Linked DNA regions of Homo sapiens: all the other regions are linked to region 2. The links are chromatin loops, found by intact Hi-C in ENCODE. Cell type or tissue: heart right ventricle. All regions are shown on one strand. Region 1 has its middle 5.2 kb from the start of MYCNUT. Region 2 has its middle 45 kb from the start of DDX1. Region 3 has its middle 60 kb from the start of LINC01804. Region 4 has its middle 100 kb from the start of LINC01804. Region 5 has its middle 92 kb from the start of CYRIA.

Region 1 (5,000 bases), 280 kb before region 2:
TGGTGAGCACATGTAATCCCAGCTACTCGGGAGGCTGAGGCAGGAGATTCACTTGAACCTGGGAGGTGGAGGTTGCAGTGAGCTGAGATCATGCTACTGCACTATAGCCTGGGCAACAGAGTGAGACTCCGTCTCAAAAAAATAATAATAAAATAAAATAAAAAAGAAAAATAAATATGAAGTAGGTAGAATTATCAGAACTCAAAGGATTGAAAGCCCGTGTGGAATGGCTCACAGGCTGCATGCCACCTTTGATAGTGAGTTCCGTGAAGGCGGGCATTTGTCCGTTCTGAGTCTCCCATGGCTGGTATACTACCTGCTGAATGCATGTCTCGCACTTCTGTTACTTCCCACTCCTTCGATGTGACATAGCCACCTGCACTAAGTGTTTGAGAGCAGGGATTAAAGGGGAGAGAGAGCCTTCTATTTTGGTCTTGTCATTAAACCAGCTGCCTCAAATTATTTTTAGAAAAAGGACAGGTAAAAATAAACGTATAGGACTAGTCACATGTCTATGCAGGAATAATCACACATCTTTGAGAAGGGGAAAGCAGATGTAAGATTTATTTTCAAATAGTAAGGGCCAGCATTTTACAGCTGCAATATCCTTTATTCCTCAGAACAATCTCTCTGGTGTTCGGATTACTAGCTCCATTTTACAAAAGAGAAAGCTGAGGCTATGACAAGCTAAGTAACTTACCCAAGGTCATCCAGCTAGAGACCCAGGATTCACACCCAGCCCTTCTAACTCCAAAGCCTGGTTTCCCTCCACTAGAGTACAATGCTCCTCCCAGATTTCTGAAGTAGACACCGTGGGACGTAGGGGACAAGAAGAACAGTGGATTTAGAGAAGGCCTTACCCTGGAAGTCTCTGCCCTGGTATTTATTTCCAGCACTTTGTGTTCTTTGAGGTTCTGTGATAAAGGTGAGCTCTAGAATGCTCTCTCTGTCCAATCCCATCCTTTCCTTGGCCTATCCTAGCCCTGAAGGAAAGCTCCCATAGAAGGCACTGCCAAGTCCTCCTGTTTCTGTGCGAATGGGAAGCACACCGGCCACCCATGGCTTCCTTGGGGCAGAGAACTGAGAGCTCCAGACTAAGAGGCAGCCCCTTTTCTGGGCATGAACTGCCTGTCCTGCTAGTAGAAATTCCAAACTTGGGACTGACAGTGGCTCTCTCAAGTTCACTGAGAGTGCTGGACCTTTCTGAGAAGCAGGTCCGGTGTCATACTTAGACGGCATACCCTGTGGCTGCAGGCAGCACCACTGCCTCCATGCCCACCCTGCAGCCTAAATGGGTCAATCATACTTAAAAATGCTTCAAATGCATTTATTGAGTTCTTTCTATTCACTAGACTCTATGATAGATGGGAAGCCCTTGAGTTTTTTAAAACTGAACTCCTTTATCATGGGTTGGGTTCCTCACTGACTTGATCAGATTGGTTAATCTAGTAGAGCCCCATTTTCCCTCTGAGACAAATGGAATAATTTTAACATGCATCTAATCTTTATCATCCTTATAAGCATGCAAAGTAATATCTGCACAGTACTTGGCCCATAACAGGCAGTGAATGGTGGTTGTTATTATTATTAATAACTACCAACACATTGGCCACATAGTAGGTGCTCAATAAAAATGTAAGGATTGGAAATTAGGCTCAAAGTGTTCGCTTTAATTCCCCATTTGAATTCCACCCAGAGCAGGGAAGATATGGGAGAAGAAAGGGGAAACCCAACATATTTGGTGTTTGGAAACATGACATCCAAAAATGTCTGTTTTCTTTTCTTTCTTTTTCTTTTTCTTTTTTTTTTTTTTTTTGAGATAGGGTCTTGCTCTGTGGCCCAGGCTGGAGTGCATGGCACAATCTCAGCTTGCTGCAACCTCTGCCGCCCTACAGGCACATGTTACCATGCCTGGCTAATTTTTGTATTTTTAGTAGAGTTGCGGTTTTGGGATGTTGGCCAGGCTAGTGTTGAACTCCTGACCTCAAGTGATCCTTCCTCAGCCTCCCAAAGTGTTGGGATTACAGACGTAAGCCATTGTGCCTGGCCCCAAAAATGTCTGTTTTCTTTCTTTTTTTCTTTTCTTTTCTTTTTTTTTTTTTTTTTGAGACTGAGTCTCACTCTGTCACCCACGCTGGAATGCAGTGGCGCGATCTTGGCTTACTGCAACCTCTGCCTCCTGGGTTCAAGTGATTCTCCTACCTCAGCTCCCCGAGTAGCTGGGATTATAGGCATGCACCACCACGCCTGGCTAATTTTGTATTTTTAGTAGAGACGTGGTTTCTCCATGTTGGTCAGGCTGGTCTCGAACTCCTGACCTCAGGTGATCCGTCTGCCTCAGCTTCCCAAAGTACCGGGATCATAGGTGTGAGCCACTGCACCCAGCCTAAAAATGTGTGTTTTCAAGTCACAACTATTTTCTTTCCTGCAGCTGTCAGGGGATAGAATTACTTAGGAACTGTGGCCAGCTTTTTGAGAGATGAGTTGGTGGAGGAAAGACCTACTTAGATGAAAAAGATAACACACCAGACGAATGGTCCCTCCAGTGCTTATGTCATCTGGCAGAGCCCCCTAAGTTAGGAGGAATTTCCCTTGTACCTGACAATAACATTTTTTCAAAATAAAATATGTTGAGGCTGAGAATTTTATCTTGGCTGAGCTTTGTACCATTAACTCAAGATTAAATGCATCCTGTCCAAATTCTTTTGCTACTTGAAATGGGTCTCAGGCTCGTGGTCTCCAGATGTTGATTCTATATGTGTCCCAAGAAAAGAAGCTAATTGCTCTTTGCGGTAGAAGCATGGAAGTGGGGCTGTGGTGGCTGTCCCGGTGCACTCCTTACGCCCCACTGCAGAGCCAAGGCAGGACTCCCCCAGCCACTGCAGCTTTGCCTGCTGAAGTGCAGAAGGTTGGCGGAGGTTCAGCTGGCTCCCTCCCTTCACACTATGTTTAGCTGAAAGCAGCTGCCATGCGGCCCCTCCAGTGAGGTATCCCAGTCTCACAGTTGACTGATGTGGGGGAACAAAAGCCTAGCCCTTCAGTGCTTCAGTTTGGGACAAAGTGCCACCCCAGCTCCAGAGCTCTCAGCCCTATGAGACTGGCGGAGGCTGTTGCTGTGAGGGCTTCAGAATTGAACTTCTGGCCACACTTACTTTCTGTCTTTTTTCTTTCTTTTTTTTTCGAGACAGAGCCTCGCTCTGTCGCCCAGGCTGGAGTGCAGTGGCGCCATCTCGGCTCACTGTGAACTCCGCCTCCCGGGTTCAAGCGATTCTCCTGCCTCAGCCTCCCAGGTAGCTGGGATTACAGGTGCATGCCACCATGCCTGGCTAGTTTTTGTACTTTTAGTAGACATGGAGCTTCTCCATGTTGGCCAGGCTGGTCTCGAACTCCTGACCTTAAGTGATCCACTCGCCTCAGCCTCCCAAAGTGGTGGGATTACAGGCATGAGCCACCACACCTGGCATATGTTTACTTTCTTCACTCCTCTGCAGGGAATAATTCAGAGGATGTTCCCTATAAACTTACCGCACGTGCATCTCCGGCTCAGAGATGTTGGTGCCAGGAAGGGTTTGAGGAAGCAGACTGTGTATGGGATTTTGAAGTTTGATCACTCATCAGCCAGTTGACCACGAGGACCCCATCCCTTGTGGCAGTGGAGCACTGATTCCCCCAGGCATGCTTTGCAATTGGTAAAACTTCCATGATACACTTGGGTGGAACAGCTATGGAAAGGAATGGACAGGAGGTGCAAGACTTCAGGAGTTTGAAAGGCTGGTGAGGAGGGGCGAACAATGGAGTGAGATGGCTGTTGCTGAGAACCATCAATGCATTTGAGAAAGGCAGTGGAAGGCTGAGAGTGATTAATCACGAAGGTAAAGTGTGACAGCCATAGGACCTCGTTGGTAGCATATAAAGAGGCCATCATCTCTCACAACTGGAGGGCGGAAAAGGCTGAGTATCAGACCCGAGATTGAATTTATAAGAGTTGTGGCACCCCAGAGATGGTCAAATTCTCAACCCTATGCAGTCGGTGATGCCAAGGTCAGGGTCCTTGTGCCAGTGCTGTGAGACTGCAGCACAGTTCAGTGCCTCCCTCCCTCTGCCTAGCCTCGCTGCCTTCACTCCTCACAAGAGCACCCCCACAAGAATCTTCCTGTACCCTAATCTCAATTTCAGAATCAGCTTCTCAAGAACCCCACGTTGGACAGGGCAGACGACCGTACCAACGAGGAGTCATCAGTTCCCCGCCAGCAGGGCTCAGTGTGGGTTTCGATGACTTTTTTAGTTTCGCCTCAGTCTTTGCAGTTACTATTCTCTGCACCTGAAACACTGTTTCTGGTCTTTCCACAGCTCTTCACTCAGGGTTCAGCTCAAATACTGCTTCCTCGAGAACATTCCTTGACCACTTATCCTGAAGTATTCCATGTCATGCCTGCTCAGTTTCGGTATTTCACATGACCCTGTTTTATTTGCTTCACAGCCCTGACAAGCATTTGCAACTATTTGCTCATTTATTTGTTTATTTTACTTTCCATCCCTCCCCCTGGAGGTAAGTTTCATGAAGTCCCAGGCCAGTGTTTAGTGTTGTGCTTGGGAGCTATATAAATATTTTTGAAGGCAAAATAAATAAAAAAATAAAAATTAAAGAAGGAAAAGGAAGGATGGAGAGAAGAAAGGAAAAAGGGGAGAGTACTGGGTTCAAATTCTGACTTTGGGTGGGTCATGGTGGCACACACCTGTAATCCCAGCTACTCAGGAGGCTGAAACAGGAGTATTGTTTGAACCCCGGAGGTGGAGGTTGCAGTGAGCCGAGATTGTGCCACTGTACACCAGCTTGGGTGACAGACCAGGCTCCATCTCAAAATAATAATAATAATAATTCTGACTTTGGTGAACCTGGAAAGATTCTTTGACTTCTCTCACCTTTTGATGCCTTCTATGGGGATCAAAAGGGGATACAAATTCTTTTTGAAATTCAGTGAGAGAATTTGGGCAGAGAG
Region 2 (5,000 bases):
ATCGCCTGAGGTCAGGAGTTCGAGACCAGCCTGGCCAACACAGTGAAACCCCATCTCCACTAAAAATACAAAAAAGTTAGCTGGGCATGGTGGCACATGACTGTAATCCCAGCTACTCGGGAGGCTGAGGCAGGAGAATAGCTTGAACCCGGGAAGCGGAGGTTGCAGTGAGCCAAGATCATGCCATTGCACTTTAGCCTGGGCAACAAGAGCAAAACTCTGTCTCAAAAACAAACAAACAAACAGACAACAAAAAAAACCTCAACCTGGGGTACTTAGACTTCACTATTCTGGGCCTTGGATTCCTTATCTGCAAAAAATGATAGCATTGGCTCTTACATGAGGCAAAATACAAAATAGCTGGCTCATGGCTGGTATTCAAAAGCATGATGTTCTCATGCCCCCACAAGAGAGGTGGCAGTGACTCAGGTCCCTAAGGATGGGTGGAATTTTGACAGGCAAGAGAAGGCAGGACTTTGAGCAGCCTTCTTTGAGGCAGGTCTTTAAGCAGCAGGACTGAGCAGGGAGTAGTGGACAAGTGCCTGGATTCTAATTCTGGCTCCACTGCTTCCTAGTCACATGATCTTCAGCAAATCACTAATTTCTTGGTGCATCAGTTTCCTTATCTATGAAAATGGGAACACCAGTAAAATTTGTCTTCTGGGGTTGGTGTGAGGATTGAGTTAGGATGGGTAAACACTTAGAACAGTACCTGATATAGTGAAGGGTCATAAATTTTATCCATTGTTATATATGGAGGGGAATAAGGAGTCCAGATTTGATATGATTTGAGGAGTATGGGAAATAGGACTAGGAAGGTTGGGACTAGATTTTAGAGGGCCCTAAGTGCCCAAATTAGTCTGGACTTAAACACAATCAAGGCCCATCACAGGCTCTTGAATGGGGGTTGACATGGATTAATAACAACTCTTAAATGGTAAAGGCCAAATGGGCTCCTGTCATAGGTATAAATTATACCAGAAGAGGCTGCTCTTGAACAGTGACTAAGCCTTCTCCTGCTCCCACCCAAGAAGCTATTCTTTGGAGAAAAGCAGAAGGCAGAAGGACAGATCAGGTCTGGCTGTTTTTCCACTTAGTATCTCTTAATCCAAAATCCCAAATCTCCCTGTTTGGCTAGCAGGGACATTGTGGAAGACTATCACTTGGGGTGTCCAATCATCACTTATGGTTTTCAAATAAGTAGCCATGAGCTACTATTTGAAGTCATGAGGTTCATTATTTGGTCTGTCTAAGCCCACACATCCTGCCCTCACCCCCACCCAAACCCAACCCCAAGCAGGCAAAGTCAGTTGAAGACCATTCCACAAATCTCCAACATGCTCTTGAAGGGCAACGCCGTAATGCCTAGGATCCACTGTGTAAGTGGCAGAAAGACTAGCAGGCAGCAGTGACTTGTTGACATGATACTTCACCTGATTTCATTCAATCTGGGCTTTCAGAGACAGGCAGAATCAAAGGAAATGACTGAGAAAAAGCATTCCGAGTTCTGGAGATGTTAATGAGCATAGCAATTAGCATAAAGGCAATTTTGACATGTGTGGAAGTTCTTTGTACATAGAAGTCCCCAGTGCTGAGCCCAGGAGCAAGCTGGTGTGGTGGATGTGCAAGTGCTTTGTGACAGGAGAACACACTGGAGCACAAACTGCACGGGGCCAACTCACAGAAAAATAAAACCCTCATGCTCATTTCTTGGCCTTCAGGATCCAGAAAAAAAGACCACAGCCTCTGTCAAATGTAATGGGAAATAATTCCTTTGAATCTGTGATTTGCTCAGATGAAAAAAAAAGGGAGTCGGGTAATCCTTAAGTGACCCCAAGTGGTAAAAATACACCAGCACAGTGTTCTTTGTGGGTATTCCTGTGACACTGGCGCCACCTGGTGCACTCAACTGGGAAATAATGAATCACAACCCCATGAAGGCTGGCGTTGAGGGGCCCCATGCATTTGCGTTATTTTGTAAGTAAGTATTCTCTTGGTGCTGGGTTAACAACAGTGGGAAAATGAATAATAATTTATGGGCAGAAGCACACGATAGAGTTTATTACAACCAATAGAATTAACATCAATATTTTAAGTGAACAGAATTTTATGATATGGGTATAAGCAAGCCAATGTCTCCAAATTGCTAGCCTTTAAGAGCCAAACAAAATACCTCAAGCTTTCAGCCTGTGTGTCTGTAAGTTAGCCAATTCTCTCCCCAATGCACCTAAGGATTCTTGAGAATGCTTACAAAGCCTGATTGCCACTAAGCCTGATTGTCACTCTTCTGAGCTTTAGACTACTACTCCAGAGAAGTTGCTTGTCCCCTCTTACCATTAGGGACCAATTTCCCACAGAACAGGATCCTAATCAGTTCCCACACCCTGTTCCTAGCATTACTTTGTCTAAACACAGAAGAGCTTTCTCTTTCATACGCAAGTCATACTGACAGACCTACTTGCCGACCTAGGTAGCAAACATCTGAAGGTATTAAGAGAATCACAATGTAGAAAAGGAAAATCAAAACTCATTATCAAACAACATTGCTCCAATATTCAACTGACCCTGTCCCTACCGGCCTCTCCTCTCTCTCGACTCCTGTTCTGATCAGGATTTTCTATCTCAGAGTGTCTTCCCCGAGACTCTAATCCACCACAAAAAACTGGAAACCCTTCACACCCAATTATTGCCCTGCAGAGAAACATCCTCTGGCTGCCTCTTCAAAGTCCTACTTTGGCAGCAGCAAATATTTATCCTTAAATTGGGATTCAATTCAAGGAAACACAAAACTAGCAACCAATCACAGTCTTTTCTGGTGAACAGAATGAGTTACCCAGCTGGAGAACAAGATGTGAGGTAAAGTATTGGGTTAAACCAGTGATTTTTAGAGTATAAACTGGTCCTATCTAAAGCAATGGCAATGTTTTAAATAAAAACAAAGTAGCAACGTCTAAAACAGAGAAAAGGCCAAATGGGTTTTGAAAAATTGAAGCATCCTTAAAAAGACTTGCCTCAATCCCCAAAGTGACTATTTTGAAGGGAATTAAACTCACTTGGCTACAGGTGAGTAGCCTCTGAGTAGACTACGGGTGGTGAATAATCTTATCAGTTTCTTGAAAAATTACATATGTTACAATTTCTATCAAAGTGTTTCTCTACAATAATCCCCACTACATAATATTTCAACAAGGGCTCCAGCTTGAGTCTGACTATATGTAACCTTAAGACACATTGGCTTGGATGGGTGCAAAGGACACAAGGATTTGCAATAGGACCAAGAAACATCTAGGGTCAGACTCAGTTTAAGGCAGCTGCTCCCAAGCCTGGCAGCACATTAACATCACTGAGGCCATCTAGGCCCCACTCCAGAGCAATTAAATCAGAATTTCTGGAGGTGAAGTGCAGACACCGGTATTTTCTTTTAAAGTATCCTAGGGGACCTTAATGTGCAGCTGGGGTTAAGAACCACTAAGCTAAGGAAACAGAACTCAAGGTGGACATCTTGGGTCCAAAGGCAGTGAACTAGGAGACATGATTCTAACACAGCAAGCATCTGTCTTTCAGACGTCATTTTAGATCTTAACCAAATCCTCAAGTAAAAGATTGCAGTGAGAATAAAAGCTCTAAGAGTTGTTTCTCTGTAACAGTGTGTCTTGAATTGTGGTTCAAGGTCCATCTGCATGAACACAATTATTTCAGGAATTTGTTAAAATGCAGATTCCTGGTTCCCACCTTATATCTAATGATCTCTGCATGTGATTTAGCTCTAGAAGTCAGTAACTATTGTTGGGATCAAATCCAGGCCTACCTGATGACTTGTCTTTCAAATTCCCCTCAATACTTTTGACCAGAAAGAGTGGAATCCATCAGAAAAAAGTAGACATTTAAATGAGTTTAAATGAAAGGTAATGATTTAAAGCAGTAGAATGGAAAACAACTGCAAAAATTCCCTCTCCACTCCTCCCTCCAAAGGAATCCTCTATCAATTACTTTGGAGTAGCAAAATAGTATCCCTCCCTTTCCTTCCTGTTCCACTACATTTTTTCCCTTCTGACACATATTCCTTTTTCCTCCCAAATAAGGTCACTTAGAAAAAATGCCTGGTAGGACTTTAGAAACTGTCAACATCTATAGAGAAATGATAAAATTACTGCAAGAGAACCTATCAGGGACCTCATTTTATATTTATCTATACTTTTTTGATATTTTACAAATCTCATTCAAATTGAAATAGTGTGTCGTTCCCTTTTAAGTCAGAACAAGGAGAGGAATGTGATTAAATAGCTTTACCCATTTGGAATTGGCCAGGAACCAACATTTTTTTTTTTAATCTGGGCAGTTCCCAGTCATTGCCACATGCACTTCTACCTTTAAAGACAAAAATTAGGAAATCAAAAAAAAAAAAAAAAAGCCTGCACCTTATTTAAAACAAGTCTAGGTCCCTGTTTATCTGATGATGGTGGGACCAGGAGTGGGAGCCCATGGGAGGCAAGAAGTTGCATGTAAGATGTGAGACTACCTCTACTCACCAGCACTAATTCACACACCATATGAAGAGACATCAGGAAAGCATACTTTGAGCGCAACAAACTATACTTCAGTTTGTAAAATAAATTGTACAGACTTCTTCCTATATTGTTAGTGTTAACGTCAACCAGCTCAACTCTTTCAGAAAGCAATCTGATGACTCTGAAAAATGTTCATAACATTCAGGCTCTTTAATTCAATAACTCAATTTCTAGGAATCTAGTTTAAAATAATTCAAAAGACAGAAGATGTTCACTGCAGCATTCTGTGTAACACAAAAAATGTAACTACTATAAATACAGTACACATGCCTCCTCATCTACTAGACATTTTGCTGAATGCTTAACATGATCCTGAATAATGTGAATTTTCACCATTTTCATAAAGAAATCAAAGCTTAACGGACCTTGCCTTCTGTCATATTTATAGTGTGAGTTAGAGCCAGATTCAAATCCAAGACTAATATTATAAAG
Region 3 (5,000 bases), 110 kb before region 2:
TATAAAATGAAAGAAAAGAACCTAAACAGAGACTGAACACTTCAGGGCAGGTGCATCAAGGAGGAAATCAAGAACCAGGTAATATAAAATGGATTGTAAACTCTCCTGACTTCTTTAACAAACTACGTGGAATACCCATGACTTTAAACAGACTTTAATAAATTGATGTTGTCTGGAAGTATCACATTGTACAGGCCAGTTGCCCCTGCACCAAATGGCCCCAATTTTCTTTTCCAGGTAACAATTCTGTTTTTATTTTTCCCATCTCCTCTCTCCCCAAGCTACTGCTTATCAGTTCCATTGCTCAACGCATCTCCAATTGCTACTAAACCATTATTTACACTAACAAGGGGAAGAAATTATGTTTCCCAGAAGAAACCAGTTACTCAACCTGATTAAGTCAGTAATTTTCCCTTCACGCAGAATTCTATGCCACCAAACTCTTAACAAGAAAGCCCGACGTTGGTGCATATCTGCTCATGAAACATGCATGTGCTTTCGGAAGGCTACTTTGTGTGTTACCCGGGTGCATTTTCTGCCTGCTTCTGGGGTGATGGCTGTGCCTGAGAGTTAGGAAGTTCCTATACCTGACCGTCCCATAAGCAGAGTGCTGATAAAAGTTTCAATTGTGCAAATTGCCAAACTGGCTAGGTAGAAGTGGGAATTATTGGCGTGTTGGCCCTAGGCATGCACAAGAGGGAAATGAATGCAGGATTGGATCAGAGAGGCAGGGCTGGTGTGAGAGGCTGGACTGTGAACAGGAGAACTTAAACAGAGACTGAACACTTCAAGGCAGGCGCATCAAGGAGGAAATCAAGAACTAGGAATCAGCAAAGGCCACCTGAGATGAGGAGATAGAAACAAGAGAAATCATCTAGCATTCTCTCTGCTGGGATGTGTCTCGCCAGGGAATGTTATCAGATCACCCTCCTTTTGGAGCAGAAAGGCCGTATCTAGCTACATAGGTGCCTGGGAAGGCTAATATCAAATGGCTCAGCAATATGGTGCCTTTCAAACCAACAGTCTTTAAATATATGTCCAAAATTTACTTAAAGAGGAAGTTACTGAACAATGCATGCAGGAAGGGCAGAGAAAGTGCTCCAGGGGTTTCCATGGCTCTCGTCCATTGAGCCTAACAGTTCTGCTCAGGCCTTAACTTGCATTACCATTCAGCAAAATAAAAGTCCTGCAGTTCACCAGACCCACTCCCTCAAAATGACAATTTGTTTGAGTATATCTCTTAGAGATCTCACCTCCTCACCTTTATCCTAAATGGCTTCTCAGGTATCCCTTTACTCTACATTCCCTCTGAGAGGTGTCCTGGTAAACACAAGTGTCTCCATTTGATTGCATTTCCCATGTTTTTGAGCCCCTTCTAGATTGGTGCCCTAGACAGCTGTCGAGCTGTCCCACCCTCAGTCAGCTCTTGTGGCAGCCAAATGCAATAGTCTAGTGGCCTTTCAAAGGTGACAACTCATTTCTCCCCCCCACCCCCCACACACTCACATCTCTAGCTAGAATATATTCCCCAGTGTTTTAAAAGAATGAGCTCCTTAAAATTATTTAATCCAATCTCTGGTTAAAGAGCAGAAGGCACATAATCTCCAATAGGACAAGACATTTGTTCAAAATCACACACAGGAAATTGTAGAGCTAGAATTTGAGCCCAAGTCTGCCCATGTTGTGAGCTGCCACTGTCCCATAGTGTCACTGGCATGCCTTGGGACATAGGGAGGCATGGGAGAGCTGTTAGTAATTTGCATCTGCAGTGCCCAGTGTAAAGGAGGTAGCCCCAGTAACGTTTGCTGGATTGAATGAGTCAGGTAAGGTGAGGCCTGAGTCTCATGGCTGAGAAAAGGCAGGACTGGGGCACAAGGCCATGGCTAGGTCCCGGCCTAGGATCCCAGGCTGGAATCCTGTCAATCCCTCCTCCCTTCAGTTAGGCCTCGTCCTGGATACTGGGTCTGGCTGGGGCTCACTGGCAAAGGTTATGGGGCCCCAGCCCTGGAATATGCAGGGCAGTAGGCTGGAGGCAGGCAGGGCCTATACTTGTGAGCTCATCCAAGAGGAAAAGCTATAAAGAGGTATATTTTGGTTCAAAACAGAGAAGAGTTTAATAACCATTAAAAAACAGAATGAGCAAGAAATAGTGAGCCTCCCATCATCAAGGGGTATGTAAGCAGAAGAACATAGTGGAAGGCATCCAGGCATTGAGGTTGGAGTAAACAATATGGAAGGTCTTTTCTCTCTCCGAGAGTCTGCGGCACTTTGAAAAGGGAGAGGTGATTGATGGTTCCCAAGTGGAGATGGTTCTTTTCAGGACTGCCCTGGCTGCTACTCTGAGTTGGTTTCAGGAACTACAGCCTTGCTGGGGGAGGGAAAACAGCATTTTAAAAGGACCATTGCACCAGGAACTATACGTGGTCATCCTTTACATATGTTATCTTATCTAACTGTCACAACAATGCTGTGGGTGCTTTCAGCCTCTCCTGTCACATGGAGAAACTGAGGTTAAAGAGGTTAAGAAGGCACTCCTTGGATCTGAAGCTAGCAAGGGTCAGAGCCAGGAGTCAAACCCAGGCCCGCCCGACTCTGCAGCAAGTGCACTTTATACCACTGCCAGCAGTCATACAATGTCCTAGCGCTGGGCTTCCTCAGTGTCACTAAGGTCTGTCTCTAAGAGCGTGACATGTGGAATTGGAAACTGAGTCATCTACTTTGGTGACAGGTCCTGATTAATGTTGGGCTAATTTTAGATTTCCTCACAATTGCTCCTCTTAATATACAACAGCCTCTAAATATAATGTTGGCGAATGTTTTGTTTTTGTTTGATTTGACCAGAAAAAGGAGGACAGCAAAGGAGATGAGGTCATGGGTATAGTACCGTCCAGCCAGCACGCTGCTCCTTTGAAGGGCTTCAGAAAGCTGTGATAGGGACAACGGCAAGAATCTCCACTGCTTTTTCCAGCTGATATTCCAGGCTCGCTACCCCTAACTAGATGCAGTCTTTACCTCCCTGGTTGCAGAAAAGTAGAACCAGCCTGCCCTGGGCTCTCTGGTGTCTCTGAAGCATAATAAATACTTCCAGAACAGCAAAGTGTACACAGCACAGTGGCAGGCACATTGGAGGGGCGGGCAAGTCAGGCATGGGCACAAACATAACACCCTGGCACAGGCATGGCCTCCTCTTTCAGTTCCTTCCTGCCCAGCCATTTTCAGAAGTGAAATCGAGTTGTTTTCCCCCTTCCAGCCCTGCAGGGCCTTAGCCTGGGGTATTCAGCCAACACAGTGCTTAGCAAGCAGCAGGCATTTTGCACATACTGTGAATGGATGTATGAAAATGATCATGCCAGCATTACCTAGAATATTAAAAATTTAAAAGCAACTTATAGGTCCAGGCCAATTGTCTTTAAGGAAATCATGTGGTGCCCACAAGATGACAGTTCTTGCTTGTCCAAGTTCAGGATGGGATTTGAAGTGCAGCTGGGGACATTCTCCTCTGCATTAAAACAACAAACACACAGCCTCACCCAGCTACTTCATAAGAAACCCCAGCTCAGCCTCAGACTAGTTGTGTGACTTTGTGTGAGTCCAAGTCTCCCTCGGCCTCAGTTTCTTCATCCCTCAGATGGGGAGAAATACCTGCTTTTGGGGGACTGCCAAGAGGATTCAGTGAGAAATGCGAGTAGCTGTCTTGGCTTAAAGGAAGGCACTCCGGGGGCCTAGCCCAGGGCAGGTGAAATACCACAGACTATAGTTTTCTCCTCCAATTTGCAAAAGCTTTCTTTGTGAAAAGTATTAAAAGACATGAAAATGAAGTTGCATATAATAATAAACAAGGTGTCTTGTGGAAAAGAACCACCGCAGAACTCCATGCTGTCTTGGGAACTCCAAGGCTCCTGGCGGCCTTGTCTGGACAGCACTTCAGAGACCCTTGTGAAGGCTCAGCAGGCAGCGGACAAGAGCAAGAGTGGGCAGGGGAGGTCGAGCCAGGGGGCAGCCAAGAGGAGGAGCATGGGGAGAAACTGCTCCAGCCTTACAGCAGCCAGGAGGGGGCGCTGTTATTAACCCGTTTGCGGTTTAGGAATCCCAGGCTCATAAGAGATTGAGGCTTGCACAAGGTCCCACAGTTGCAGAGCCGTGGAAGTAGGAATTGATGCTTTCCCACTTTGCTGGCTGCTTCAGCAGCTCGGGTTCCGATGAAGTAGACTTCAAGGGCTCCCCTCCCTCCAAGACTTTTTGAAGACCTCTTTGGAGAAAGAGGATGAGATGGCTAAACTGTCACTCTCCCTTCTTTCCGCACGCAGCCACCATACGCCACCACCAGTGCAAGTGGCTGATGGGGTTCTTAGAGGGCCAAGGACATCAGAAACAGCAGCCTTCAAAGACCCTTGTGTCCAACCCACTCACTTCTACATTTGGGGAAACTGAGGCCCAGGGAGAGCGGTATCTGTTAGGATGTTTGATCATGAGATAAACAATCAGAAGTCCTGGGTTCCAGTCATGACTTTGCCTCTAACTCTCTGTTATGTGCCCTGGAGCTGAAGACCCTTCAGCCACAAAATAAAGGGCGTGGGTGAGGCAAAGTCCTCAGAGCCTTCCCAGCTGGGAAGCGGTGAGGCTGGACACCCCTTCCCCGTGCCAGGTCTCATCTGCAATGCATGTGGGTGGGTGCAGGGGGCCAGCGCCCTCCCTTCCAGCCCTGACAGGCCGCAAGCCTCCTCCCCGGACCACTCAGCCCCCACCCCACCCCCTGAGACAGAAAGAGGCAAAGCTACCTCTGAGGGGGCACAGTAGGCAGGTGCCCCCACCTCATTCTTCCCTGCCTGCAAGTGATTAGAGGAAAGATAACATTCCAGGGGGCTGAGGTGGGGAGGGGGCAGGAGGTGCAGATCAAGGCGCCCCCCAGCCCGCACCCTGGTCGGGGCCGGCTCTCTCAGCTGTCTGTCCATCACTGCTGCAGGCACTGCAGGGCCTCCCAGCCCTAGGAATGTTAGGAA
Region 4 (5,000 bases), 160 kb before region 2:
AGGGATTTGGGAATCAGATATGTTGGGACCTCAGATTCCCTCCTGCACTCACCCTCTGCCTGGCCTGGAGCAATCAAGGAAGGCTTCCTGAAGGAGGTGCTGTTGAAGCTGATACCTGGGCAATGGTTGATGCTTTGCTCTGGTGGTTGAGGGAAAAAGAAATGAGGTGAAGGAAATCACATTAATCATGTGGAAACTGGGTATTATCATTGCTGCGGCCTCCACGGATGCATATTTGGTGAGGGAATGTGAGAGAGCTGGGAGGTAAGAGGTGGTTACAAAGCGATTCTTTTCCTAAGGCAGTCACCCACAGAATTGTGACTCTAGGAGAGCAAAGGCAGGAGAGACCCCTGGTGGCTGGGGCAGTCAAGGAAGGCTTCCTGGGGGAGAAAGCCCAGGCAGGGGAGGAGAACGCTGGCCAGGCATTGGTGAGCAGTGAGGAGCATGGCACAGGGTCTGCGCTCACCCAGGGATGAAGTTCAGCCTCTCCTCGTCGCTCGCTTTGTAGTCCCGGGTCTGTGGTTTCCTAATTTATTTGGCTTGAAATTTGTGTCAAACTTTTTTTCCAGGTGTAATTGAAACCAAACCTCTAAATGCTTGTTCATTCCTGAGGGAAATTAAAGGTGATTTCAAGCAGGAAGATCACAGATTTTAGAAAAGGGGTCTGGCAGGCAGGGGCAGGGGTGGATTCTGGACTGGAAGGCTCAGCTGTGGGAGCCCCATCTGATTAGATTAGCTGCTGCTGATTATGCTTTCCGGAGAGGGGGTGCTGCCTGGGAGATGCCCGCCCTTGTTGGGGATGAGGAGGTTTGCCAGCTGCAGGGCCTGGTGCGGACCTGGAGGTCTGGGGAGGTCTCTTGCCCCATGGCCCCTTGCCCAGGAAAGGCCAAGGTGAGGAGAGGGCCAAGGTGGGGTCAGGGAGTGGACGAATCCCCCAGCTCAAACCCACCCTCCTCAGAAAACCTCTCTGTCCTGGAGGGTAGCTAATGGGGAGACTCGGGGGAAAGTTCCCCTGCCCCCCACACTCAGAGGCTGTGTGACCTCAGGCAAGTCACACAGCCTCCCTAAAGCTTTCTGCAACTCAGTTCCTGCATCTGTACAAACGGAACGGAAAGATGACCCTAGAGTGGCAGCCAGGATTAAATTAAATGAGATGGCGCCTGTGAAACCCTCCAAGCCTGTGTCATCATGGGCACCTACAGATATCTAAGGTGGACACTAAGGTGGCGTCCCAGCGGTCGAGGGAAACAGCCAGGGGTTAATAGCGACTTAACCAAGATACACATTTTCCTCAAGGAGTAAGGATGGGCCTCATGGGTGCCTTAGAAACAAAAGCCATTTTTATCTCACTTTCCTCCTGCCCATAAACAGATATTTGAAAAGTTTGCCATGTAAGCTTTAATTCCTGCTCACCCAGAAATATTTTAAAAGGGTGCAAACTTTTCTATGGGTTGAGCACTCTGCTAACCACATTCCATGCATTTAAGCACTGAATCCAACGAAAGATAGGAAGTAGGTATTACGCTTCCATTTTACAGGGGAGAACATTAAGATTCAGAAAAGCTGTGTAAATCTGTCCCCGGGCCTGGGGCTGGGACATGCTGAGCCTGGGTAAATCTAACTGCAAAGGGCCCATTCTCCGACTCTCTTTTTACACCCAGCTCAAAGCCTCTTCTCTGAAAACCTGCTTGGTGTGAGACAGGCTCCGGACCCTGAACAGCTCTGTGAGGGCAGCAGTGTAATGCACACCCTACAGAGATACTCAAGCCCAGACTCCGTATGAGAGAGGTGCTTCCGACCCACTCCTGTTGACCTGCTCCTCCCCTGTCCCCTCCTGGATCTCAGCTTTCCTGGCCACCAGCTGCCCTACTCCTCATTCCCCATCCTCTCTCCTGCCTCAGGGTTGCAATTGACTCCCACCTGCCCAACGGCCTCCACTCATGTGCCCACCCAGCAAGGCTGTCTCAGGTGGTCTTGGGTGGCACCTATTTCCACCCAACCCCCAACACCCTCCTTCACAAGCACCACCCAGAGGACAGGTGGTTCCACACTCTGATCATCCCCCAGCCCTCCAGTCTGGACCAGATGCTGATTTCTCATATCTGAAGTACCATCATATGGTTTAGGGATTTGTTCTGTGTCTCTAAGGCAGAGTCTGGAAGCTTTGGGGAGGATTCCAGCTTATCACCAAGAAGGCGTTTCAGGAGTCTGGGGGCTTGGACAAGAGATTGACTTCCTCAGGAAGAAGTGAGCCTCCTGCTCCTGGAAGAGTGGGAGCAGAAACTGGACAGTCCCTCGGCAAAACAGCCAAGAGGATCTGGGATTGAGCTATGGGATCACACTGGCTGCCCCCTGAGGAAACTTTACGTCTTTAAGAAAACTCTGTCCCACCTAGGACACCACCAAAACGTAGTCTTGCACTTGCTCCTGGCCTGAAGCCCACGTCGGAATGCGCTTCAGAGGCTTTTCCTAGCAGCCACTACTTACGCCTGCTGGAACTCCCTCTTGAACCCAAGCTCTTCTCTCTTCCTGGCTGTGGCCAGGCCAGGTGGACATATTCTGTAACCAAACACTCAGGCTGCTAATGTCATCCAGATGTTCCCCGCTGGCTGCAGCCAGGGCCTGGCTCCCGGTCAACAGGATGTGCCGCCGCTCAATGTCAGGGTTTCTCCTCTAAGGAAAAGCTTCATCTGTCAAGCAAATGAATATGAACTTACTCTGAAACTAAACTGAAGCTTCCCACTTTTCCCCCACAGCCATGAGTGCCCAGGAGGGCACCTCCAGCGTGGCATCACGACCTGAGTCAAGTGCCTCATCTCTGCGTTTTCTTCCTGTGTGGCCTTGGCCAGGCTGCTTAATCCCACTGAGCTCTACTTCCTCTTCATCCAAAGGAAGGTTAAATGGTCTAACATAGGGCTGCTCACACTGTAGGTGTGTTTGAGTCTCCTGGGGGTGGGGGTGGGGGGCTTTGTTAACATGCAGAGCCAGATTTAGCAGGTCTAGGGTGTGGCCTTTCTAACAAGCTCCCAGGTGATACTCCTGCTGCTGGTCAGTGAGCAGTGAGGCTTGGACAGACAAGAAAGGCAGGAGAGGGGAGTGCAGGGGCTCAGGACTCAGGCTCCGGCAGAGAGCACCTAGATTGGAATCCCACTGTGCCTACTTACTGGCTGTGTGACCTTGGAGAAACTCATTCGACTTACCATGCCTCAGTTTCCCCATATGTGAAATGCAGATAATTAAAGTAACTACCTCATAAGGTCATTGTCAAGATTAAATGAATTAACACAGATAAAGAGCTTGCAACAGTACCTGACATATAGCTTTTGTTTGTTTGTTTTTAACATAAAAAGATATGTAAAAGCTTTAGCCCTTTCTTATGGTGCATAATCACTGTCCAATAAATGTTTGTGACATCCAAAAACAGGGTATGGGTGGAGCCATGAAGAGTTGCATACATTTTGACCTGACTTAACAAATGATATGATTCCAGGAACGCAAAGATTTTCATCTTTTTTTCTGAATCTCAACGAGTCACGGCCAGTTGGAGTTTGAAAGTCTTAGAGATTGTCTGGTCCAGTCTCTCTAGTTTATGGCCAAGGGCACAGAAGACAAGAGGAAGAGACTCACTCAAGGGTATATCAAGCTTTCAACAAAGAACTGGCTGCTTCTTTTTAGTGTTCAGGTCTTCCCATGGCCAGAATTTGCCCCAGTCTACCAAGTCCAGCTCAATTATTTTATTTGTGGAGCGGTGGAGGGGAAAGCTTGGTAACAGCCATGGGAAGCATTGGAACAATTGATCCAGAAGATTGCTTGCAGCCATGTCTCCTACCCCCACCCAGCTGGGAGCTTCTTAAGGCCTCCCATTCTGCTGGTACTGCAGGTAACAGTCAATTCTCATTATTCATGGGAGTTATGTTCTATCAAGCTGCCTGAATGCCAAATTAGCGGACACGGAACCACAGCTCCTAGGAGAAATACAGGGCCGGGTTCCTGTGAGCTTCTCATCACAACACTGTTGTCAACCAATCAATACATCACCTTATTTTATGCACGTTTCTGTTTAAAGACACCTTATCAAATATATATTGTTGTTTCACTAACATTCAGTTCACGACCAACAGCACAACTCGCAGCTGAACAAAGCTTAGCTAACTCATGGATGCTCTGTGTCAGGCACATCACAGCCTCCTCGTGCTCAGAAGCGCTCGACAGCACTTCAGCACTGTGCTTAGGGACCATTTAAACAACAACAAGCACGAAGATGCGAAAAACATGGCACTAAATATACCTCAGAAAGGACATTCGGACACAGTCTGAGAGCCGAGACAAGAAGGCAGAGCATTGCACCATTCAGCCTAGGCTGGGAGCATGTGCGTCAGGTGATTCAAATTTCTCACCACTTTGTGCAGGTTCTTGGATAACTGCAAAGGCACCACAAGTATTGATTTGGGGATTATGAATACATTTTAGCCAGCAGGTGAATTTGCAAATAGAGAATCTGTGGATAATGAGGACTGACTGTATTTGTGCACATGTTTCATGCCTACCTCTGGGCCAGGAGCTCTGGGAGAGTAGGGTCCCTGCCTATTGTCGTTTTCTCTCCACATCCCTGGGGTCTGGGACATGGGAGGAGGGAAAGAAGAAGGGGAGATGGAGCAGGCTTTAAGCCTTCTGGCAGATCAGAAACTCACAGCCTGCTGGCACTGCTAGAGGAAACATTCTCTTTAATGAGCTTTAGGAGATCCTGGAGGGGGAAAATAATCAATGGCAACTTTCTCTCCAACTTCAGGAACCACTTACCTTCCGGGCAAAGCTTCTCTGCTGGTCTTTTCTCTTCCCTTTCCCAGCCATTCCCACCTGGCATCTCAGGATTCCCAGGCCGCCCTCCTGGCACCAGCATGGTGGTGTGTAGGCAGGTGGTATGGCCAGGGGCAGGAGGAACCCCCAGGATGCTGAGGGTCAGTGGCCAAGGATGACATTCTGGGAGAACTCTCGGACAG
Region 5 (5,000 bases), 1.1 Mb before region 2:
AGTTGCGTGATCTGGGCTCATAGCAATCTCTGCCTCCTGGTTTCAAGCGATTCTCCTGCCTCAGCCTCCACAGTAGCTGGGATTACAGGTGCGCGCCACCACGCCCTGCTAGTTTTTGTGTTTTTAGTAGAGACGGAGTTTCACTATGTTGGCCAGGCTGGTCTCGAACTCCTGACCTCGTGATCCGCCCACCTAGGCCTCCCAAAGTCCTGGGATTACAGGCATGAGCCACCACGCCCAGCCTTCAAATTACTTTTTAGAGCAATAATAGCAACAGTAACAATAACCGCTAACAAAATTATGGGCCAAGTGTTCTTCTAAGCAGTGCCAGTCACCAGGAGGCAGGTACCACTGTCACTCTCATCTTACAAAGAGGAATTGGGCAAAGAGAGTTGAAGAACTCATATAGGTCCCAGATCTATGAATGGAAGTCTGGGGATCAAAGCCAGTCCTCTAAGCTCCGGGTCCTGTGCTCTTCTTGACCACCAGGCCCTGCTACTTCCCAGCACAAGCCTGCCTATGTTTGTATCCTTGCAATTTTGAAAGAGGGCAAATTATAAATTCAAAAAGTATAAGCAAGTTCTAATTTAAACACGATAAGGGAAAGCTTGATAGACACAACTACAATGCAAATTTCAGTCTTCAATCTGTTTCTGAAAATATTTCTTTTTCAAATGCCACTTTCATTTTATTGCTGTTTATCCTCATCACATTCAAAATTTAAAGGCTAGCGTACCCAGGTCCTCTTCTGATCTGAGAGTAGCCACCAGAATCTGCTTGAACACCATTAATAGCTTCTGTGGGCTTAGCCCTTTGGAAGGTAATGGGGATCGTTACCTCCATTTTGGGGTCAGGGTCTGAGAAAGACATTGTAGTTCCATATTTATCGTGTTGTCACCTAGAGCTTAAAACTCACACCTTTGCACCCAAGAGCCTAGTCCCCTACCAGAAAGCTGGGCCTCATATGGACAAGGCAGATGGCTGATGGCAGGATTTCGGACACCAGTATGATCGTTTAGGGCAATACATTTGCTCTAAGGCCAGCTGTTACCCATGCATGGTGCTGTGGGGTTAAAATCAAATTAAAACAAACAAAACTAGAAAGAACAACCTTGGATGTTGAGTGAAACAGACCTATATTTGCATCCTGGATTTAATACTTAATACCTGGGTCACTTTGCAAACTACCCTTTCTGAGCTTGCCTATAAAATGAAGCTAAGAACAATCCCTGCCTCTTACATTTGTTGGCAGGCCAACTCTTTCTTCCAAGGCCAGAAACTGTATCCCGGAATAATCTTCCCTGTGTAGTCCCATATCCCCATTCAATGAGCAATGCACACCACAGCCAGAGGCCCTGACAGACTCTGGGACCAACCTTATTAATGGGAGGCCTGAGAAAACACCCAGAAATGATATCTATTATTTATAATTACATAGTGCCTGCCATTTTTATGAGATTTTTTTCATATATTATTTAACTGTAATAACGGTCCAATGCAGGAGATACTGTTAGCCCCATTTTTCGGATAAAGAAAGTGAAGCAAAGACACGCTGAATGAATAAGTTGTCCAAAGCCACACTGCTACGAAGTGGTAGAGCGAGTTTTTGCATCTCAACAGTCTGTTCTGGATCTTGACTTTGTACTGCTGTGTCTCTGAATATTGGACTTACTTTCCAGTGAAGTAAAAAGACATATAAACAGTTGATTCGAAAGCAAGGTGGTAGGCCCAGCGATGGAGGCATGAAGATGTTAACTCAAGGAGTCGGATGAAGGACACCTTCCTTAACTTGGTGGGTGAGAAAAGACTTTCTGCAGGAGCCGAGGGATTACATCAGGAGTTCCTAAGCATTAGTGCACATGCGAACCACTTAAGGTATACATAAGATCATGCCACTCTCCGCCTACGCCTACTGATGACCTCCCATTGCAAGCAGCATACAAACCCAACTAGTCCTTCCAGATCCAGCCTTCCCTGTCTTTTCTGATCCCATCATCTTCGACTTCTGTCTTGTCCGCTAGCCGGCTATCTCTCCAGCCTTCTCTGTGTCTTGGACCTGCCAACCTCATTCCAGTCTTGGGTCCTTTGCACTTACTGTTCTTCTTGTTTGGAGTGCTCTCCCCTCATAATAACCACCTTCTGCCTGTCCTCCACAGCTAAGCCCTCTTCAGACCAGCCTCCCGTTCCCTCTAGCTGACATAGCTCCGTTCCAAGCCATTCTTTATCACAGTGCCCTATTTATCATCTTCAAAGCCCTCGTTAGTACCTGAAATTATCCATCCATCATTTCTGCATCTATCTGTCTGTCTGTGTGTTTGTCACTTGTCTCTCCCCACTAGACTGTAAGCTGCTGGGGGCAAGGCTGTGTCTGTGCACACCATATCCCAGAGTCAACTTCGGTCCCTCTATCAGTATCGGGTAGATTGCCTGGGAGCTTCCGAAGGAGGATTTCCAACTGCTCAGGGAAAACTTCCTGGAGGAAGGAAGACTGGTGTCGGGACCAAGTGATATGAATTTAGGAAAGAGAAAGAAGATGTTTATGGCAGCGGGGGGTTGGCCTTCTTTTTCGTCTAAAGCAGCAATTCAAATTAAAAAATAAAATAAAATAAAGGACGGACATCACCGTGAGGTGCTCTGAAGTGCTAGAATGGAGGAGTATCAGACAAGGAGCCCAGAAACCTGTGTTATTGCCCCATCTCTTCAACTAATTTATTGAAAGACCTTAGGTAACCTCTGTCCCCTCTGGACTGCAGTTTGCCCATCTGAGAAATGAATGGTTGGGATTGTATTGGTCTCTAAACCACCCTTCAGCGCTCAGATTCCAGAAGGATACATTTTGACCATCCTTGTCCAATCACTGCCTCTAGCCAGGGACACACACTCAGCTCTGTCACCATGGAACAGATGTGTCAGCGGCAGCAGGAATTGTTTAATCTGAGCCTCCACCTGGTCCCTCCAGTATGCTCTAGGCTTCCTCGCCCTAGAATGTGGTTATTAACTCCGAGTGACCACCAGGTGGCGCCGTTCCCCAAGGCACTGTGCATCCTCCAGAAGGTCATTTGAATGCCCTTGGAGCTTGATGACACGCAAATAACCCAGACCGATGTTCAGTAAATATGTTGGGGTGCTAGCTCTCAGGGGATGAGAAGGCATTGCTACATAACCAGATGTAGAGAAAACTGAAACGTGGGAAAAGCTGAGAAGAGCAGCCTCCTCTCCGAGTTTATACAGCCAGACCTGAAGGGGTGGAAGGGGTCGGGACTGCATTTCTCCGTGGGTGCTCATTCCTGCCCTGTGGTCCCCACGTCCCCACCCGGGCCCCTTGACCCCACCGTCACCTCGTGAAGTTTCTTTCCACAGCTGTGAACTCGAGGCCACGAGGATTTTGCAATCTTCATTTTTGGAGAAAACACAAGGCAGTTGTTGCTCTGACCCAGGGGCTCTGGCCTGCGGGCCCTGCAGCTGTCTCTACAAGAGGCACATGCAGGCAGGGGCTGGAGAGAGGAATGAGCAGGGACCATCGCACTTGAGATTTGTTCTCGCTCTCTGACAAATTCAACAAATATCCACTTAACCCTTCATCTGTGCCAGGTGTCCTGTGCCTCAGGCAGAGCTGATGCCGCCTTCTGGAATTCTCTGACCAGCAGGTAGACAGGTCCATAAAAAGGGGTGACAGGGCTCTACAGGTGACAGGACAGTCTAAGGAGGGTCCACCGAGGCTGGAGTGGCTCAACCTAATTCCCACAGAGACTCGGGCCGGTCAGGAAGACTCATATAACAACTGACACGTGAGCCAAGCATTGCAGGAGGACACTAGGAGGATGAGGGCTCTATCCATGTAGGAGGGCAGTGGGAAAAAGGCATGGCCATGAGAGAGTCGGGGTTTGGAGGGCTGAACATGTATTGGGGTAGCTGGGACTTAGATTTTAAAAGAAGAGTTAGATACCACAGAGGCAGGGAGGAGCCGGGGAGGTAGGAAGCACATAGACCCGGTGTATGGAGTGGTCCGTAGCTCTGCATTATCCCAGAGCAATGATAGTTATCTGGTCATCATGGGGCTTTCAGCTGGAGAAGGAAGGGATCAAACAGCTTAGGAGAGTGGCATGGCTGCACCCTGATGCAGAGATGGGTTGGGAGGCTGCATGGGATCAGACCAGAGCCAGACTCACAGGTAGGAGCTTTGCCGGAAGTCGATGCAGCCTGACTTAGGGCCGTGGCCACAGGATAGAAAGGAGGCAGCAAATGAGGATCACCGCCTGGCAACAATATCAACAGAGGAAAAATAAGCCCCATTGGTGGTGACAATTATTTTTTTCGTAAATCCACAGGAGAGACATCCTCAAGATGTAATTTATGTGTAAATCAGTTTGTATTTTCACTGGCTAACAGTGGAGGATATTTGAAGATCTTGTCTTCCTATTTCTTTGTTCACTGATTTTTTTCTGTTGAAATTGTTTGAAAATCCCATGTTTAATATGACTCGGGATTGTCCCATCTTCAGCTGTTTGCATAGTGTCATTTCCTATTTCTCAGGAGTAGCTGGCTTCAACGAAGCATCCAAAACAAACAGATGAGATGAAGCCAGAATCAAAAGGCCGAAAAAAATGTGATTATGAAGCAGTGTGGGTCGTGGGACCAGTTTCCCTTCACAGTTGTTTTTACTTACTGTTTGCATCAATTCTCCAAGCGGTGTAGATCGCCCCCTCTCCCCACCCACACTCACTCTAACCAAAGACACAGCTCGGACTCAGGGAGACAAGCCAGCCGCTGGACACTTAAGAAGGGCTCCTTCCAAGTCCCATCACTCTGCATCTGCTGGATCCATCTGGGCCCTGAACTCTTTACAAGACCATTGCATAGGCCACAGCGGCTCCTCCAACTAGCAGAGTTCTCCCGGGAGAGAAGGCAGTTCCTATCTAAGAACAGGATTGCAATGCCCACCTCTCTCTGCAGCTCCATCACGTGTGGCCATGTCCACAGCTCAGGAAGGGACAAAGGGC

The links. Hi-C counts contacts between places; a loop is a spot of excess contacts. Peaks named below come from ENCODE experiments on the same cell type or tissue, not always from the same donor. Only the 100,000 strongest peaks of a DNase experiment are listed, where the experiment ranks them.
Region 1: it touches region 2 in a loop (4-fold over the local background); 11 of 110 quality-filtered maps call a loop at or near these places.
Region 3: it touches region 2 in a loop (17-fold over the local background); 26 of 110 quality-filtered maps call a loop at or near these places.
Region 4: it touches region 2 in a loop (8-fold over the local background); 5 of 110 quality-filtered maps call a loop at or near these places.
Region 5: a loop joins it to region 2, with 8 times the contacts of the local background. A loop is called at or near these places in 31 of 110 quality-filtered maps.

Annotation. Positions count from the first base shown.
Region 1 is chr2:15,912,684-15,917,683 of GRCh38, reverse strand. No RefSeq gene overlaps it. Among named protein-coding and RNA genes, the nearest start is that of MYCNUT, 5.2 kb to the left of the region's middle. In heart right ventricle, no CTCF peak of the experiment used is centred here; a DNase peak (open chromatin) is centred at 2,923; H3K27ac peaks cover 289 bases.
Region 2 is chr2:15,634,356-15,639,355 of GRCh38, reverse strand. No RefSeq gene overlaps it. Among named protein-coding and RNA genes, the nearest start is that of DDX1, 45 kb to the right of the region's middle. RefSeq lists a silencer at 3,345-3,545. In heart right ventricle, a CTCF peak has its summit at 1,877 (motif pointing left); a DNase peak (open chromatin) is centred at 1,915.
Region 3 is chr2:15,747,966-15,752,965 of GRCh38, reverse strand. No RefSeq gene overlaps it. Among named protein-coding and RNA genes, the nearest start is that of LINC01804, 60 kb to the right of the region's middle. In heart right ventricle, a CTCF peak has its summit at 4,056 (motif pointing right); no DNase peak of the experiment used is centred here; H3K27ac peaks cover 609 bases.
Region 4 is chr2:15,793,186-15,798,185 of GRCh38, reverse strand. No RefSeq gene overlaps it. Among named protein-coding and RNA genes, the nearest start is that of LINC01804, 100 kb to the right of the region's middle. In heart right ventricle, no CTCF peak of the experiment used is centred here; a DNase peak (open chromatin) is centred at 2,586; H3K27me3 peaks cover 468 bases.
Region 5 is chr2:16,755,386-16,760,385 of GRCh38, reverse strand. No RefSeq gene overlaps it. Among named protein-coding and RNA genes, the nearest start is that of CYRIA, 92 kb to the right of the region's middle. In heart right ventricle, CTCF peaks have their summits at 2,805 and 3,008 (motif pointing right); DNase peaks (open chromatin) are centred at 3,015, 3,355 and 4,775; H3K27ac peaks cover 1,667 bases.